2 separate regions of the Homo sapiens genome follow, and region 1 is linked to region 2. Evidence: read pairs that join two places in POLR2A ChIA-PET (ENCODE). Cell type or tissue: GM12878. All regions are shown on one strand. Links, peaks and the distances in the headings refer to the core of each region. The heading gives the core; the rest is flanking DNA. Region 1 overlaps TNN (tenascin N). Region 2 overlaps RABGAP1L (RAB GTPase activating protein 1 like).

What was found. Peaks named below come from ENCODE experiments on the same cell type or tissue, not always from the same donor. Only the 100,000 strongest peaks of a DNase experiment are listed, where the experiment ranks them.
Region 1: POLR2A ChIA-PET joins it to region 2 with 9 read pairs; 3 of 35 experiments call an interaction of 5 or more read pairs at or near these places.

What each region holds. Positions count from the first base shown.
Region 1 is chr1:175,142,584-175,151,542 of GRCh38, forward strand. It overlaps TNN (tenascin N), which reads left to right. Exons shown (of 19, transcript NM_022093.2): 18 at 1,804-1,967; 19 at 4,348-5,492. The coding sequence ends at 4,488. Among named protein-coding and RNA genes, the nearest start is that of KIAA0040, 46 kb to the right of the region's middle. In GM12878, for the core only: a CTCF peak has its summit at 4,152 (motif pointing right); no DNase peak of the experiment used is centred there.
Region 2 is chr1:174,987,414-174,996,372 of GRCh38, forward strand. It overlaps RABGAP1L (RAB GTPase activating protein 1 like), which reads left to right. Exons shown (of 26, transcript NM_001366446.1): 25 at 1,228-1,425; 26 at 2,436-7,895. The coding sequence ends at 2,588. Among named protein-coding and RNA genes, the nearest start is that of CACYBP, 8.1 kb to the right of the region's middle. In GM12878, for the core only: no CTCF peak of the experiment used is centred there; no DNase peak of the experiment used is centred there; H3K4me3 peaks cover 1,695 bases; H3K27ac peaks cover 2,137 bases.

The DNA of each region.
Region 1 (8,959 bases), core at 1,482-6,481, 160 kb after region 2:
CTGGGCTGGGGCCAAATAATTTGCATTTCTTTTTTCTTTTCTTTTTTTTTTTGAGATGGAGACTCACTCTGTCACCCAGGCTGGAGTGCAGTGGCACGATCTTGGCTCACTGCAACCTCCACCTCCCGGATTCAAGCAATTCTTCTGCCTCAGCCTCCAGAGTAGCTGGGACTACAGGTGTGCACCACCATGCCAGGCCAATTTTTGTATTTTCAGTAGAGACGGCGTTTCACCATATTGGCCAGGCTGGTCTTGAACTCCTGACCTCATGATCTGCCTGCCTCGGCCTCTCAAAGTGCTGGGATTACAGGTGTGAGCCACCGTGCCTGGCCCATTTGCATTTCTAACAAGTTCTCAGGGGATGTGGATGCTGCTGGTCTGGGAACCCCACTTGAAGAGCCATTGATAGATAGCTCTCTCTTGCTAGCGTGCAAGAAGCCCCCCATTGAAACAAGGAAGGCATAGGTGGATTGGTGTCTCAGAAAGAACCCTGGACTTGGAATCTCAGGACAGAGATTTGAGTCCCAGCTCTGCTGTTTGTGGACGGTGGGACCTTAAGAAGTTCCTAGAGTCTAACCTTTTTGAATTTGTTTCCCCACGGGACTAAGAGCTGCCCTGCTCACTTCACAGGGTTGCTGTGAGAGTGAGATGAGAATGCACATGCGAAGAAGATCGCTAAACTTAGAGCTGAGATATAAATGTAAGAATCTTTATTGCAGGAACAGAGCTTGATGAAGCTTGTGATTGATATGGGCCCTTATTGCCTTTTATGAGCAGAAAAAGAAAGCTTGTAAAAGGATGAAAAATATGATAGGGAAACAGGAGATACATAAGCAAAATAATTAAAGCAGTTTTCCAGATGGGATGTAATGAAGGACTGAATTTTACATGTGTCTCCAGAAGGGCTCTGGAAGTTCAGGAGTGTTTGTGTGTAGGTGTGTGTGTGTGTGTGTGTTAGGAGGGTGCATGGGAAGACCAATAAAGAGAATCTTCTTTAGAAGTGGCCTTGAGCTAGGCTTTGAAGGGATGGTTGGGATTTGGACAGATGAGGGCAGAGAGAAATCTCCTGGAAGGTGGGCTGGTCCACAGTGGAGGGTGTGTGGTGGAGATGGTGGGATGCAAGACTGTGCATAGGGCACAACCAACCTACAGGCCTGCAAGGCATGGAAGAGGAATTCACCTCCACGTGGTATGAAGTAGACTGTTAGGCCTGAGATGATGAAAATGGACGTCTAAACTCCAGAGGGGCTGGCAGGCAAGAAGCCAGAGAGAAGGCTGTTTTGTTAACACAGACCCAGGATGAGAGAAGGCCGAGGGTGGCTGTCATGGGAGCAGAGACATAGGGGTGTATGTGAGTGACCTGCAGAGGGAGGGCTTGAGAAGAGGTATGAAGGGATTTCCAAACATGGCTCCAGGTTCCAGGTCTGGGTGGTGTGGAGAAGGGTGGACCCAAGGCAGAGTGGGTAGAGTGGAGAGTGGTGCTCTTGTGTGTGGTGTGGTCAGGGACTTGGGGAGAGTTGTTATGTTTGGATATTTGATCTGACTGTGGAGCTTCCAAGTGAAAATGCTATGAGAACTGTTGGAGAAACAGGCCTGAAGTTGGGGTACAGGCCAGGAAAGACAGCTTGTTCCCATGTGTCATGTTCCCATTTGGGCTGTTTTGAGAGAGCGGTGACTACCTGTGACATGACTGGCTGCATCTTTGGCATTTTCATGCCTAGAGATCTTCCTGCTGGGTCCTCTTTTGATCATCTCCTCGGTGGCTAACCCTGGGCTCTCGCCTCCGTCTCTTCTCTCCTGCAGGGGATGCTCTTACTTACCACAATGGATGGAAGTTTACAACTTTTGACAGAGACAATGATATCGCACTCAGCAACTGTGCCCTGACACATCATGGTGGCTGGTGGTATAAGAACTGCCACTTGGCCAACCCTAATGGCAGATATGGGGAGACCAAGCACAGTGAGGTAGGTGACAGGTGAATGTCTTTTCTGTCCCAGGGTATGTCCATATTCAGCTTCCAAATGGACACCCTCCAGGCCAGTCTGGCAGCCCCTCTCCTTCTGAAGCTTCCAGTCAAAGCAGTAGAGCTTCTCCTCCAGGCTCCATGGCCTTGAGGTCGTGGCCTCCCTTCCTGATGGCCATGGCCCTGCTTGTTTTGCATTCCCAGAGCTGCACACTTGCCTAGGGGAAGGTGCGGGAAAAGCTTGGGCTGCCCACTGCCATGTAATGACAGATGATGTGCTCTGCACGCTGTCTCATTTTACTAGTTCACACACTGTCAGCTCTAGCTGCTGTAACAAAATAACACAGACCAGGTGGCTCAAACAACAGACATTTATTTCTCACAGTTCTGGAGGCTGGGAAGTCCAAGATCAGACTGCTGGCAGATTTGGTTCTTGGTGGTGGACCTTGCTGGCTTGTGGCTGTGCGTCCTCACATGGCGGACAGAAAGGAGCTCTGATCTCTTCTTCATATAGGGGCATATGTCCCATCATGAGGGCTCCACCTCATGGTCTCATGTAAACCTAATTACCTTCCAGAGGCCCCCTCTACATACCATCATGTTGGTGGGGGGTGGTTAGGGCTTTACTACATGAATTTTGAAGAGACACAAACATTCAGTTTATAACAAACACTGCCTACTTTCTAGTTGTTCTCCTAGTTGAACAAGAGCTATTTCTTTAGGCTGAGCATGGTGGTTCATGCCTGTAATCCCAGCACTCTGGGAGGCTGAGGTGAGCTGATTGCTCGTGCCCAGGAATTTGAGACCAGCCTGGGTAACATCGTGAAACCCTGTCTCTACAAAAGATACAAAAATTAGCTGGGCATTATGGCGTGCACTTGTAGTCCCTGCCTCTAGGGAAGCTGAGGCAGGAAGATCACTTGAGCCTGGGAGGTTGAGACTGCAGTGAGCCATGATCAAGCCACTGCACTCCAGCCTGGGTGGCAGAGCAAGACCCTGTCTCAAAAAAAAAAAAAAAAAAAAAAAGCTGTCTCAAGTCCTTTGATCACCAGGAAAACAGTCTTTTGTGCCTTAGGTCAGACCTACTCTTGGATCCACTTCACCCAAAACCTTCCCAGAACATTGAGCTAGACCAGTCTCTCCACATTGGGAGTGTGCGCCCAGGGCCCAGGGGTCCAGGAGGGCTCCTCTTCCCACATTGCCCTGAAACTGTCCCACCCGCTATTTCTCAAGCCTCCTCTGCCCCAGTGCATCATCCTGACTCTTTGACAGCTGCGGGGCACTTCCCACCTGCTCCCTCACAGTTTCTTGAAAATTGCATCTTTGTCTCTGCTCGTCATTAATCCTCTCCCCTCCACAAACGCTGAGTCCCCATCCTAGGTTTCTAATTTCCCATCTGCAGCCCTGATCCTAAGCCTCCAGGAAGCCACCTCTTCAGAACTCACCTTGTACCAATATTACTGTAAATATTAGCACATCCGAAGTCCAGGTACATTTTGATTACTTTGGCCCTGACCAGTCTTCGGGACTCCCAATCTTTATGTGATTTTTCAAAGGGAAGAAGAAATTTGCCCCCAGGGAAGCTGGGGAGGGTGGGCCCATGAATCATGGTGGCAGCGTGTGGGCTGACTCAGGGAAGCCAGGGATAGGAGATCAAATATTGGAAACGAGCAGCCAGGATGCCCTGAACCATCCCATATTTGCTAATAAAAGACATTCATCTGTTTAATGCGCTTTTCACAGTCTGCAAGGCATTTAGCTTCTTGTTTATTATTTACCTCACAAATTAAAATACATAAAATTGGTCACTTGGGCTTTTTATTGGCCAGGTTGCAGGGTTATTAAGTGAATTAAATATTATTGCGCTCACCAGTCAAAAGAAATAAAATGAAATTTAGTTTTCAGCAGGCTATTTGTTACCCCAGAGCTAATATCTAAACAGTCTAAATTGAAAATGATTTTACACAACTGGCCAATTAATATGTTTATTTTTGCCTTTAATTTTTTGGAAAGGAAAAGAGTGAAGGAAAGATAATTTGCCCATTGCCGGCCCGGTTGACCCCTGTGTTGTCTCTGTGGCTGCTCTGGCCTCACCCAGCTCCCGGGCTCACACCCCCTTGCTCCCACCATAGAGACCGCCAGCTTCCAAATCGTCCAAGTCCTCTCAGCCCGTCTAACCCCAGCTGCCCAGCAGAGGGCGCGTGTGTCCGGATCCTGCCCTCCCCTCCCTTCTCATCACCCCGTCTCTTTCTCTCTCCTGAGCAGAGAGGGAGTGGTTTCACTGGTAATTAATTAATTAATTAATTCCTTTGTACCATAACCCACCCTGCCCTCCTCCTAAGAGCCTCTTCTTGATGTGGCTTTTTTTTTTTTTTTGGTAGGGGGTGAACTGGGAGCCTTGGAAAGGACATGAATTCTCCATTCCTTACGTGGAGTTGAAAATCCGCCCTCATGGCTACAGCAGGGAGCCTGTCCTGGGCAGAAAGAAGCGGACGCTGAGAGGAAGGCTGCGAACGTTCTGATGGCCCGTGTGAGCAGTCCTCGCAGGAGACACCACCAGCTGTGGCAGCTTGGGGCGGGGTGGGTAGTGGTCACTGCGGTCTGGGAGTGCTCAGATAGCCCGCAGAACAAATCATGTCACCAAGCTTCAAGCCATGGAGGTTCCTTCCCTCTCACCTGCATTTTTGCCCGTCTTTATGAGGGTCTTGAAAATCAAAATAGTAGTTGCACAGTATGTGTAGGAAAGACAGTACTGGAACGGCAAGGTTTCTCAGCTTATCTTCAGCAACATATATACTGGATTAGGGCAAGAGAAGGAATCACCCAGCACTTCACCAGTTGGAAATCTCTGGAAATTTACATCTATGTATTTAAAGTTCTGCTAATGCAAATCTTTTCTCTGGAAAGAAGCACAGAGGAGGAGTTCTGATGACCCAGGGGTTAGGGCTGAGACAACCGGACGTTTGTCACCTCCTTTCCCATTGGGTTTTTAGGAAAACAGTGTGAACCTCCCCCTTTTAATTTCTGGTGTTATGAGGAAGAATAAAGGGGATAAAAGGGGCTAAGATGGACTCATGTTTAGCTAAGTTCTGACTTGTATCCAGCATGCTGGAGACCAAAGCTGCCGCCTTACTGCTATTTTTAAGTGCCCTCTTTTCAGTCATTTGCATAATTGCGTCCATAGAGCTGCATATGTTGTGAATAAATTCTCACTCATTTCAACTTTGAATAATTTGACTGTCTTGATAATTGGTTCCTCCCAAAGACTCTTCTGCAACTCCCATTCATGCCCACCAGGCCTCAGACTCCCTCTTTTCCCCGCCCTGCACTATTGGAGCCCTGGGTTTTGTGGGAGTGCTCAGCACCGTGAGTCTTACTGTTTGATCGGACAGTTAGCAAGATCAGATCCTTTTTGCTTATTTTCTATCACTTTGGAGGGTTTTCTGTAGCAAAATCAGTGACCAATGAAGTAACTTAAATTCCTATTGAAGAAAAAAAATAATAAACCACTTGATTTAAAAAAAAATTGCCATGTGTTATTTTCCTCCACGTAAGTGCACTTGAATTCTAAATTTAACCTACATGCAAGTGAAGGTACAATTCGTGCATTGTAATGGAATTTGGTTGGCTGTGGACTCTGATTTGCATGATGGGAAATAATGGTATTTAGAATGCAGAAGTGAGTGAATGGGAAGTAAGGCGAATGCTCCAAAAGCTGCCGTACCCCTCCAGGACGAGGGTGTAGTCTATTGCCTAGATGTCTCCAGGTTTTAACCTCTGGGTGAATGTCAAACCATACCCCTGAAACCGTTTCTGTCAACCTTTAAAGTCTTCAGCATCCCCCTCTGGTGCCTTCCTTCCCCAGACACACACATTGAGCAATGCCATGGTAACTGCTCGCTCTGATAATGAGTGGTCTCAGTGAAATACAGTTTTAGTGTTGATGCTGACGATGAAAAAATGTGCTTGCATGTTATTAATTGATTCAACAAGAGTTTGTTGTTTGCTTTGTATCAAGCAGTGTGCTGGGCACTGGGGAAACAAAGGTGAGCAAGATAGACACTATCCTTGTATTGATGGAGCTTGTGTGCTGTCATTCATTCATTCGTTTACATTCACTCATTCAACGAATAGAGATGAAGCCCTATTATGTGCCAAGTTCCATTCTAAGCATTGGTGTTAATCAAGGACATAACATCATATTCCTGTCCTTGTGCTAATATTCTCATGGTGGAGGCTGACATTAAGCAACAAATAAATGTGTGGTTACAAGAAGTGGGAAATGCCGTGGAAGAAAAGGTAGGATGAGAAGATGAAGGTGTTGCATGGTGTTGGACTATGAAGCCTCTCTGAGGAGGAGATGTTTACAGAAATTGACCAAATTTCTCCTAGTCTTGATCTAACTTTATCAGGGCCTGAGCCTGAGCTAATTTCTTTGTCTGCCTTTTTTTTTTTTTTTGAATGGGGTCTCTCTCTGTCTTGCAGGCTGCTGTATATTCACATGATCAAGGCTCACTGCAGACTTGAACTCCAGCCTTGAACTCCTGGGCTCCAGCAATCCTTCCGCCTCAGCCTCCTGAGTAGCTGGGACTACAGGCACATGCTACTGTGCCCAGCTAATTTTTTACTTTTTTGTAGAGATGGAGTCTTGCTATCTTACCCAGGCTGGTCTCATCTGTCTTAAAGGTCTGTCTGCACAACTTCCCAGTTCCAAGTCTTCTCCTCAAATTCTCTTCTTTTAAAAACATTTTTGTAGTTTTTTAATTGTTTTATTTAATAGAAATGGAGTCTTATTGTCACCCAGGCTGTGTGAGGAAAACAGTGTAAATCTCTCCCTTTTAATTTCTGGTGTTGTGAGGAAGAATATAGGGAATAAAAAAAGGCGAGTGCAATGTGTGACCACAGCTCATTGTAGCCTTGAATTCCTGGACTCAGCAATCCTCCCGTCTCAGCCTCCTGAGTAGCTGGGACTGCAGGCGAGTGCCACCATGCCCAACTATACATCTATATCTATATCTTTATCTATATCTATATCATCTATATCTATATCTGTATCTATATGTATATCATCTATATCTATATCTATGTCTATATCTATAGATATATAGCAGGCTCTTGCTATATTGCTCAGGCTGGTCTTGAACTCCTGGCTTCAAATGATCCTCCAGCCTTGACTCGGGAAGTAGATGGGACTACGGGTGCTAGCCGCCGCACCTGGCTGGAATTCCCTTCTGCTGCTCCGTGACCCCGTTTGCATGTGGGGTACTCAGCTTCGTAATTATGAAGCTTTGGGCTCATCACAGTGATCCAGGGTTTTTAGAAAAGTGCCTCCTTTGCAAAATGGATTAAATCCCAGAAATTGACTTCGAGCCAAGGATGGTGATTGTTGGCAATGCTTCTCAACTTTGAACATGCTTGTTAACACAGAGATCACGGGGTCCCTTCCCCAGACGCTCTAGTTAAGTAGGTCTGGGCCGAGGGCTGCTGCTGGAGTGGTGTCCACTCTGAGTAGCTGTGGTGTGGGGGAGCCGCCGGTGGTCTTTTTGCTCTGGAGGAGCCTGTGATGGTAGCAAATTACAAAACACACACCCCTGTGTTCATTGACCCCAGGGTTTCTCCACCACTGGGCAAGAGGAGGACTTTTGGGAAACAGGAGCTATTTCTTACATTATTTTGCCTGTAGGACCCATGGTGCACAAAGGAGCGGGTGAAGAAAACCTCAGCTGACCCTTCAAAGGTTCTACTGGGGACCAGGAAGGAAGTTGAGAGAAACTCATTTTCAAAGGGCCTCTGTCTGACTGAGGAAAACATTCCAACTTGAAACTTCCATGCCTAACCTCATTTTAACGTGACCAGTGCTCACAACTTCCAATCTGGTAGCTGAATATGGGCCCGTGGAATGGGTTTCTGGATAGACCTGCTTTTTAGAGAGAGTCAATTTTCTTAGAACCAGGTTATGAGCCATCAAGGTTTTGAAGCTTACAGGGACGATTTCTACCCTTTAGAACAAACTAAAGCAAACAAAAGCTCTCATAGAAGGCACAGGCTGCAAGCCAGGCACTAGGGTAGATGCAAAGACAGAAGTCTTGGTAAAGTTTCCAAAGTGTTGCCTTTTATGCAGGACATGAGCAAGACAGTGATAAACAGAACACAAATGTGGCCTTCCAGCAGCTCTTGGAGTGGTGGCAGAGGCAGCCATGGAAACAAACTGGGGAGAGTGAGTCCACAGGGAGGTGGACTGAACACTGTGGGCAGAGTCAGGGTGACTCATCCTGCCAGGGGTGCCAAGGGAGAGAGCTTCACGGGGATGTGATGTCGGCTTTAAGTCTGGAAGGATGAGTTCTGGGGGGAGAAAAAAGAGGCCCAAGAGGGGTGGGGCCCATCGGGTACAGGAGACTTGGCAGCAAGGAAGAGAAAGTGTGGAGTGTGGCATGTCTGAGGGGGGCAAAGTGGTTTCTTACTGGGGTGAGGAGAGCTTGGTGGGGAGCCAGGCTGGTGAGATGAGTGGGGATTCTTCCTTTGCCAGGCCAGTACTGAGGTTCTCAGCGCTCACTACCTGTCGGCGGCGGCAGGGGGCCTCCATGGGTACAGAAGCTCCACTCCCCTCAACGGGCTCTGCTCCAGTGGGTATCAGGTGAGTTCTGTGCACCTGAGCTTCCTAAAGTGCCCCCAAGGATTCCAACATAGACCACGCTTGAGAGCCACTGCTCAGATGAAAGCATGTGGAAAGTGGGGAACACACAGGTTTTTAAACCTGAGAGTGACAAGGTCAGATGTATATTTCGGAAATATCAGTCTGGTGATAGGATAGACAACAGGGCTGGGGGTGTTGAGGGAAGTTTTGGAGGAAGGATAGGGACTCACAGGCAAGTTGAGTGCTATTGTGATAGTTCAGGCAAGCGGTCATAACTTCCTTGGCCTGTGGCAGAAATGGTGGAGAAGGGGAGGAGGGTCTAGATTAGTGAGATATCCAGGAAGAAGGAATGGTGGGCT
Region 2 (8,959 bases), core at 1,227-6,226:
CTTAGCCTCCCAAAGTTGTGGTATTACAGGCATGAGCCACTGCACCTGGCCCAAGAGGAAGAAATTAATGGTCAGCTGGACATGGGATGAAAGAGGAGCTAATGAAAAGATGATCCAAAGTCGTCAGGCCCAAATGGTGGAGACATGCCCAGTGGCACAAAAGTGTGGTGGAGAGTTGCTTTTTGTGTGTGTGAAGAGAGGAGGATGGGCACGGTGATGGACACATTGAGCTTGTAGCAGTAGGGCATCAAAGTAGAAATAGCATGTAATATCTTTTATCTCTATTGAATTATTTTTGAAAATAAGTAAACAACAGTACTATTGTCTGGAAAACAGTTGCTGTTGTTTAGTGCTGTGTGCCCGATTGGCAATGCGGGCATGTGGTAGAGTTATTTTATTTTATTTTTATTTTTTGAGATGGAGTCTCATTCTCTCGCCCAGGCTGGAGTGCAGTGGCGCGATCTCGGCTCACTGCAAGCTCCGCCTCCCGGGTTCAAGCGATTCTCCTGCCTCAGCCTCCCGAGTAGCTGGGACTATAGGCGTGTGCCACCATGCCTGGCTAATTTTTTGTATTTTTAGTAGAGACGAGGTTTCACCGTGTTAGCCAGGCTGGTCTCAATCTCCTGACCTTGTGATCTGCCTGCCTTGGACTCCCAAAGTGCTGGGATTACAGGCGTGAGCCACCAGGCCCGGCCGGAGTTACTTTTATTAAGCAACAGGGGTCCTCTTTGCTTAAAATTCAACAACAGGACATGTGCTTTGTTGCAAGGGTAGATTTAGGTTAGTCATGATGACCTTCCTCAGTCTACTACAGGCAAGTTCTTTAAACTCTGAGTTTCTTTATGAAATGAGGATGATGATAGTGCTTACTTATACAGTTGCTCTAGGATTAAGTGAAATACTACAAGTAAAGCATTTGGTGTGGGGCTTGGCATCTAGTAAGAATAATGATAGCATAAAATTTCTAGAACAGATTTCAAAGAGATGCTACAATACCTTCTATTTCTAGGGTATTTCTAGAGATACTTCAGGAAAAAGGAGCACCCGTCTTGGATAGTTGGGTTCGGGCTAATGATTTTGATTGCAGCACAAGAAAAATAATTAACCTTCAGAAATGGGCCTGCATCTATGACAATAAGCAGCATCTAAAAAAGTCATAAATTGTTTCAGAAGGTGATTTAGCCTATGGAATAGTTTGATGTTGGTTATCTCTTTTGGATACTTTAGGGTAAGATGATGGCATGCAAACACTGCAGTGACATTTTCAGCAAGGAGGGTGCTTTGAAACTAGCAGCCACAGGCAGAGAGGACCAGGGAATTGAAACAGATGATGAGAAGGACTCACTTAAGAAGCAGCTGAGAGAGATGGAACTGGAACTGGCACAAACCAAACTGCAGTTGGTGGAGGCCAAGTGTAAAATTCAGGTTGGTGATTTGATAAAAGAACAAGAAGAAAGAATAAACAATTAATGGTCCAGGATACTCTAGTACTTCAGAATACACCTATCTAGGTCAGAATTGTATGATGAATACATTTTCTGTCTGCTAATGTGTCCTGCATAATCACATTTTATATCATGTATTCTTAACGCTGATATAAACAAATATATAATTTTAAATGAAATTTTAATAATTAAAATTATATCTTATGGGAATTTAATTAAGCATATGCTTGTTTTTTTTACCCTGAGATTTTTTGCTTACATCCTTTCTCACAGAATGTGGTCACTTCAGTGGCTGATCCTGAAAATGAAAAACCAAACCCCCTCTGCTGTGTCTACCCTGAGAGTCACACATTGGCTGACACCCGTTCTTTCCTTTAGAGCTTCTTTTTATCTTTAGCTCATTTTGTCAAACCTCTTTCCCCATTATCTTTCTCCATATTGGCGCATAATATAATTAGAAATAGTCCTGGCTTCTGATGGACTCTTCTTCATTTCATTTTCCCAGTGATCCCTACCAGCACCATGGCTGCCATGTCACCAGCCTCCACCACACCAGCCAGCTTCCACCATGTGTCTGCTCTGACCTTGGACATTCTTAGGGCAAAGCCTATTTCTTTGGAACTGGAATTCATTCATGCTTCTACTATCAGTAAAAATTCATCCATATGTTTACATTTATTTGTGGTTTTTAAACCTGTTATATCGGATTGCAACCTAAACCTAAATTTGGACCTAACTTGCAGGGAAAAAAAGAATAAAATGAGCTTTTCTTTCACTGTTTAAAGAAAGCACAGATTCTAGATTTTTGATAAGTCTTTTAGCTCTTAACTTTATCCTTGTACTAAGAAGCCAATTCAATCTCTCCTGGGTTTTGTGGGAGGAAAATTGGCAGCACATACCTTGAGACTCCAAAAAGCTGCACACTTTTATTTATTTATTGGCAAAGAGAAAACATTTATTTAACTCAGATGATTTTCTTGCTTTAATTAGGAACTTGAACATCAGAGAGGAGCCCTTATGAATGAAATCCAAGCTGCGAAAAACTCTTGGTTTAGCAAAACCCTGAACTCTATCAAAACGGCCACGGGCACCCAGCCATTGCAGCCAGCACCGGTCACCCAGCCACCCAAGGAGAGCACATAGTTCCAGCCTTACCCAAGCACAAGAGCACAATGTTCAAACCAATGGAAATCTGGGAGGATTCTTCCTGGTGTCCCTTTGAAGGAAAGTCAAGGAGGCCAGAAAACAAGCCAGAATTTTTCAGTAGCTCTCACTCTTTCTTGTATGACACTTTTCAAAGGGATGCTATTTAAACTGACCTGTTCTATGTTGAATACCTATTTTCCAGCTTCTGGAAGGCCATGTTCAGATCCATCATAGTATTACACATTATTTTGTTTGCCTGATGTTTAGTTGGAAATAAGTAATTCAGAACTAAATGCTTTTTTATTTAGAATTATTCATAATTATTTTTATCTTACATAAAAATGGAGACATCTGTTATTCCAAGGTTGAAGTGATAAGAAGATCTTTGTCACAGGAAAAAAAAAATTGAAACCTAAACATCTTAAGTTTTCAGGATTTATTCAGATAAAGCACACTGTGGGGCCAGGCATGACCACTCTCAGGTTTCCTCCTGAGCCTGATTCCCAGGGAAGTGTTAATCCTGTCCAAAGGAAAGAACCAATCAGCGATCATTGGTTTACTTTCATTTTCTGTTCGGTACATCTGGAAATGAAGTGCCAGGAATAGACGGGCTGTTCAGATTATACGCTAGGTAAAAGGAACTGAAATTTTAATAAGTGTAGGTCAGGATCATTTGGGCTGTGGTATTCTAACAGATCCTTTTAAGAATGCCACATAGGACTTGTGAGTTCCTAAGTACACCAAAGTATGGACACAGATGTGACTTCTGGCAATTATAAAGTTAAAGGTGGATATTGCACCTTACAGACTTAGGGAGCCTTTACCAGAGACGCCTAAAAAGCCCCAGGTTCAGCCATTGTGCTGAATAGAGTGGAATATAGAACCAGGGACAGAGTATTTCATTTAACGTTGATATATACTTGCTAAGGAAACACTAACAATACTGTAACTTTGTTAAAGGACATAGTATTGAAATGGGAAATAGAGGTCAGGCTCACATCATCTTAGTTTAATGCTGGGCAACTTTTTCTGATTTCTGTAGTTCCCTGAAAATGTGTCCTTCGTACCCATAAAGAGATACAAATGCATTTGTAACATTTTTGATTGAATATAAAACCTTTACAGAAATACTTATCTCATGGAAAGGTAAAGCTATTGTTTAAAAATTAGTGGAAATATTTTTTCAATTATATTTAACATGCCTATAAAAATAGTCCTTGCAGGAAATTATTTGATAAGAGCAAAACTATTTTTATTTTATAAACTATTTTGGAGGCCTCTGATCCTTTCAAACCAACCAAACTACTATTAGATATGTACAATAACATTTGTTGATATTAATCATTGGCCTCATTGTTGAACATATTATTTGCAAAGAATCTTAAACTCTGTAGTGCCAGAATGATTCTCATCTGTGCCATATTTTGCAATTAAAAGTAACACACCCTTAGAAGAATCAAATAAGAGCCATCTACATCCCAGGAGGATGCACCAAGTTGCTCACAGTGGATCTTTTCCTCTAAAATGATCTTTTATGTTCTAAAAAGTGAAATCCCCTTTATCTGTGTTTATATTCTCTACAGCCCATAAAACTGATGTGATTGTTATGTTATACTCATCAGATAATACTTTTCTTACATAAATCTTTCATTGTTGTTCTGACATCTTTCATTACAAAATTTATTTTCTTAACAAAAAGGAACATAACCCAGCATTCCAAGTGTCTGTGTTGGCTTTAACATTCTCTACATGGTGGTCTAGATAAGCTAATTTTTTTTTTTTTTTTTTTGTAAAATGTAATAGCTAGAAAATGTTATCTTGGCGCTTGTTTTTGTAAATCATTTAGTATAGGCTGTTAGCTTTACTGGTACTTTACGCTTTGATTCCAAGAAGCCTTGTGCAGTTGCCTTATCAAATGGCCAGCTAAATTAAAGATGCTCTTTTGTGTTGTGAATTTCATAGTTCTGTACAGAGCTTGTTTCAATTTACAAAAATAAGTACATTCCACAGAATGCCTAAAGTGTGTAATTTTCTTTAAATAATAGTAGGTGAGGGAGAAACATAATGGCTCTAGGTCAATCCCTTATCTAAAGACCTTGTTCAACTTCATAGTCCCTTTCCTTTTAAAGAGGAGAAGAGAAAAATCCCCCCTGGCCAGGCATGGTGGCTCACATCTGTAATCCCAGCACTTTGGGAGGCTGAGGTGGGTGGATCACCTAAGGTCAGGAGTTTGAGACCAGCCTGGCCAACATGGTGAAACCCTATCTCTACTGCAAAATACAAAAATTAGCCGGGCTTGGTGGCGGGTGCCTGTAATCCCAGCTACTCGGGAGGTTGAGGCAGGAGAATCACTTGAACCCAGGAGGCAGAGGTTGCAGTGGGCCAAGATTACGGCATTACATTCCATCCAGCCTGGGCGACAAGAGCAAAATTCCGTCTCGAAAAATCACCAGGTACATACCTCTCAAGTTTGATAAGTCCATCTTTTGAGTTTTCTTTTAGCTCTTTCAAAAGATTACGAGGGCAATACATATTTTTTTTTTTTTTATTCTCCAGCCCCATATCATACTTGGGTATGCCTGTTGGTACCATAAGCCTAAACTCTCCTTCACTGCAATGCCTTTGAGTCAGTAGCAATAGTAAAGACTAGAAACAAAGAAAATTCAGAATTTGGTATGTGATATGATTGTTCATACAATATGTTATAATAGCAATATTCCAAACAATATGTCCTTCACTGTCTATTGTTGGAAAACTCATGCATCCCAGCATGAAGTAACTCCTAGTTTTAATTTTAGTTATTTTGAGATATATTTGAGAATTGCATCTCTTCTCTTGAATTTCACTTAGAAGAGATTAACCAGCCAAATATCCAGGAAAGTTTCAAAACATTCTAGTGTTTTTCATCCTTTGCTAGGATGCACTCTGTACAAAACATTCCTCTGAAAATCTAATATTTGCAGTATCTAAGAATTGATCATTTCTATTTTCATTAAATTCTGTGGAAAAAATTAAATGAATGAAATTCAACTTCATAATTCAGTTCATCAGCTTTTGTATCTTGAGAATCTAAACACGTCTTTAAATCTGAAAGAAACCAAGCTGGATTTTGCAGTGCATATGTTTGCTAGCTTCCCACATCCTGAACCATGTCAAAATTTGGTTTTATTTAGTTACATATAATTTAATGCAAAGAAATTCTGTTACTTAATGTTCTGTTTATTTATGAGTGCCTATCAGGAACACTAATAGGAATGCCATTCAACCAGTGTCTTCTGCCCCTCTCCCAGCTGTTAAATTAGTACTTCTTCATTGGCTTTCTGAAATGTCCTGAGTAAAGTAGAAAAGCAACCTTTGTATGGATGTGGGGATATTTAATAGTATGTATCTTGTTTCATTTTTTTCCTATGATGTATTAATATTTATTTTTCTCCAACCCCTGCTCCATTTTCTTAAAATATTTTCCAGTTAATAACTAGTTGCTTTATTTCCTAGCTGAAGTGAGAAAACCAACGGAAAACAATACAGATTTGGGCAGAGGAGATAGAGTTACATCTTTAAAGGAGTGAGCCAGTCACCCAGGAGAATCACATGTGTAACTGATGTAGGGGTTTAAGTCTTCATACTTTCACTAAAATCTGTCTACTAACTCTCCCACCAACCTTTGCATCAAACACTTAGGTACCTGCCTGATTAGGGGGGCCCCTTTAAGGGAAAAAACTTTTAAAAAATTAAATGCCTTGGTTTTGTTTTATCTTCTGGGAAAGAACACTTTTACTTGATTAGCAAGATGATTATATTATATAACTTGCCCTTAAAAACACTCCAAAATACTGACTCCTTTTCTCCAATTACAAATGAGTGTGAAGAAATTCTGTTGTATGATTTGAACACTATTAGGTTTGTATGTGTGTTTAATTGGAAGAATTTTATATAGAGTATCTCTGCTGCTTTTGTTTACCTGGGTACCACACAACCAAATACACATTGAGATTTCAAGAAATGATGATGAAAGCCAGAAGGCCAGACCACAGCTCTGCAGCCTGTTTCCTACAACCAGATATAAAACTCTTTCTCGTCGCCATGCTGATAGTCACACTGAACTAGAACTGTCCCAACACATTCTTCCTCTCTCATAATGGCTTCCATTTAATACAGGCAAAGCCCTTTACCTTAGCAAATTCTTTATCTTTCAAAAGTGACCAAAATGAGGACTTCAACCTTGGCTGCACCTCAATAGGAGATGCTGATCTTGAGTTGTAATGAGAAAAGTGGGCATATAGGAGATTTTAGTGACTGCAGTCAGCTGTCTGGCATTCCTTTCTCAGTTTGCATCTAAAAGACTACATATGTCAAGCTTATCTCCACCTGAATTTGCTGCCTGCTATAAAAACATTTCATTAATATATCCCATTCTTCCTACCTCCATCTCTGGTTTGTCATTAGTGGTATTCTGAAAAGCTTAAGAAAAAAGAATCATTGAGTAGAAAGTGAACATTTTAAGTTATTTTCCTTTTTCATTGGCAATTAGTTAACATGTAAAATCTTTTCCATTAAACTGTATAACTTTTAATAACTATATATTATATATGGGATAAAATATATGGACTGAATTGTGAGAATATAAATGCATCGAAAGACTCTGGTGTCATGAAAGCACAAGAATAAGGCTGGAGATGGTCCCAGATCCAAGATGTCCCAAAAGCCTTTTGTATCAGTTTCTCTATTTTTGGTATTTTGCATAATGCATGGATCCTTAGTTCAAATGAGGGACAAAGTTTCTCAGTCAGCCCCACTTCCTTTCTTTCTAACTCCTACCTTTCCCTTGCAGAGGAGGTAGTAGAGATTCTGGAATTGTCTATTTTTATGAATTCCATTATTTTGTCCATGGCATCTCTAATGAAAACAGGTTCTAGAATAAAGGAGTTGATTAGTCTGAACAGTACTAATTAACTACAAAATAAACGTTAGTGATCAGCCTCTTCCTCTATAAACAATGACCAATTAGACGTTTCCGTAATTCCATGTATTATGTATAGTACACTCTATAAATGTAAATGTAATGCTTGTCTAAAAAGTGCAATTTATTGTACATTGTCCCAACAAATGTTTACTTTTATAATCGTTATGAACTTGAATTGGATTAGTATCTTGTTTTTATGTGTGAATGAAGCCTTGTGAAATAAACAAATGCAACTGAGAAGGTAACAAGGTGACTGTTTTTGTGAGCCAGTGATGTTTTCAATGCTTTGTGTTGCCCCTTTGGCCCCATTAAGCAGTAATAAACATTTGTTCTGAAGTCCATGTATGTCTTTTTTATTTTTTTAGTTGACTTTATTCTGACTCATTTGAACCCAATGTTTATGTAACACTTCTTACACCTGACCCCAGACTCCAGTCAACGTAGAAAACACACAGTATATACCCTGCAAAATGATACCCTGTGCAGCACCACCACAAAGTGCTTCATTTTCCTCTCTACTGAGGTTCCTTGATTCCACGTAACAGAAACCCTTGCAAGCTAGCTTAATAATAGTAATTTTAAGAGGCAATTAATTAAAAGGAAATAGGATATCTGTATCATAGGTCCCAAAGGCCAAACACTTGGGCCTGAACTGGCACTAGGACAAGGGGCTGGAATGCCATCAGGACTCTGAAAGCAACTGTTCCCAAAATTGTGCTTCTGCTTGTCCTTCCAGATGACTTACCTGCTTCATTCTTCTCTCTGAAAACAGGCTTTCTCTGCTTCTAAGTACACAGCTACCAAGTTTACATATCCTCTCTTCAAACTACCAGCAGAAGACTACCATCTCAATTGTTCCAATTACAAATTCTGGAAAAAATATGACTGGCTAATCCTGGGTCAGGTAGCTGCTGTTAGTCCTTTAAGGTACAGCAAGGTAGGAGATACTATAAAATTCAAACTAAACTTCAGAGGCACTTATGAAAGTGGAGATAGTGTGCAGAGAATCCCAATCATATCTCATTTGCATTTGCATTTTGTGCTGGGAATCCATGGAACCCAAGTGAAATCTCAAGAGATTTGTCAGCTCCTCTTGGAATTCAGCATGTATTAAAAAATAATCAAAGACTGTAAGATTACAGCTTTTGGCCCAAATTCAGACCACAGACATCTTTCATTTGGCCATGTGGTATTTTTTGTTTGTTTGTTTTCTGAGATGGTCTTGCTCTGTCACCCAGGCTGGAGTGCAGTGGCGTGATCTCAGCTCACTTCAACCTCCACCTCCCAGGCTCAAGTGCCTCCCACCTCAGCCTCCCAAGTAGCTGGGACTACAGGCATACACCACCATGCCTGGCTGATATTTCTATTTTTTATAGAGACAAGGTTTTGCCACATGGCAAGGCTG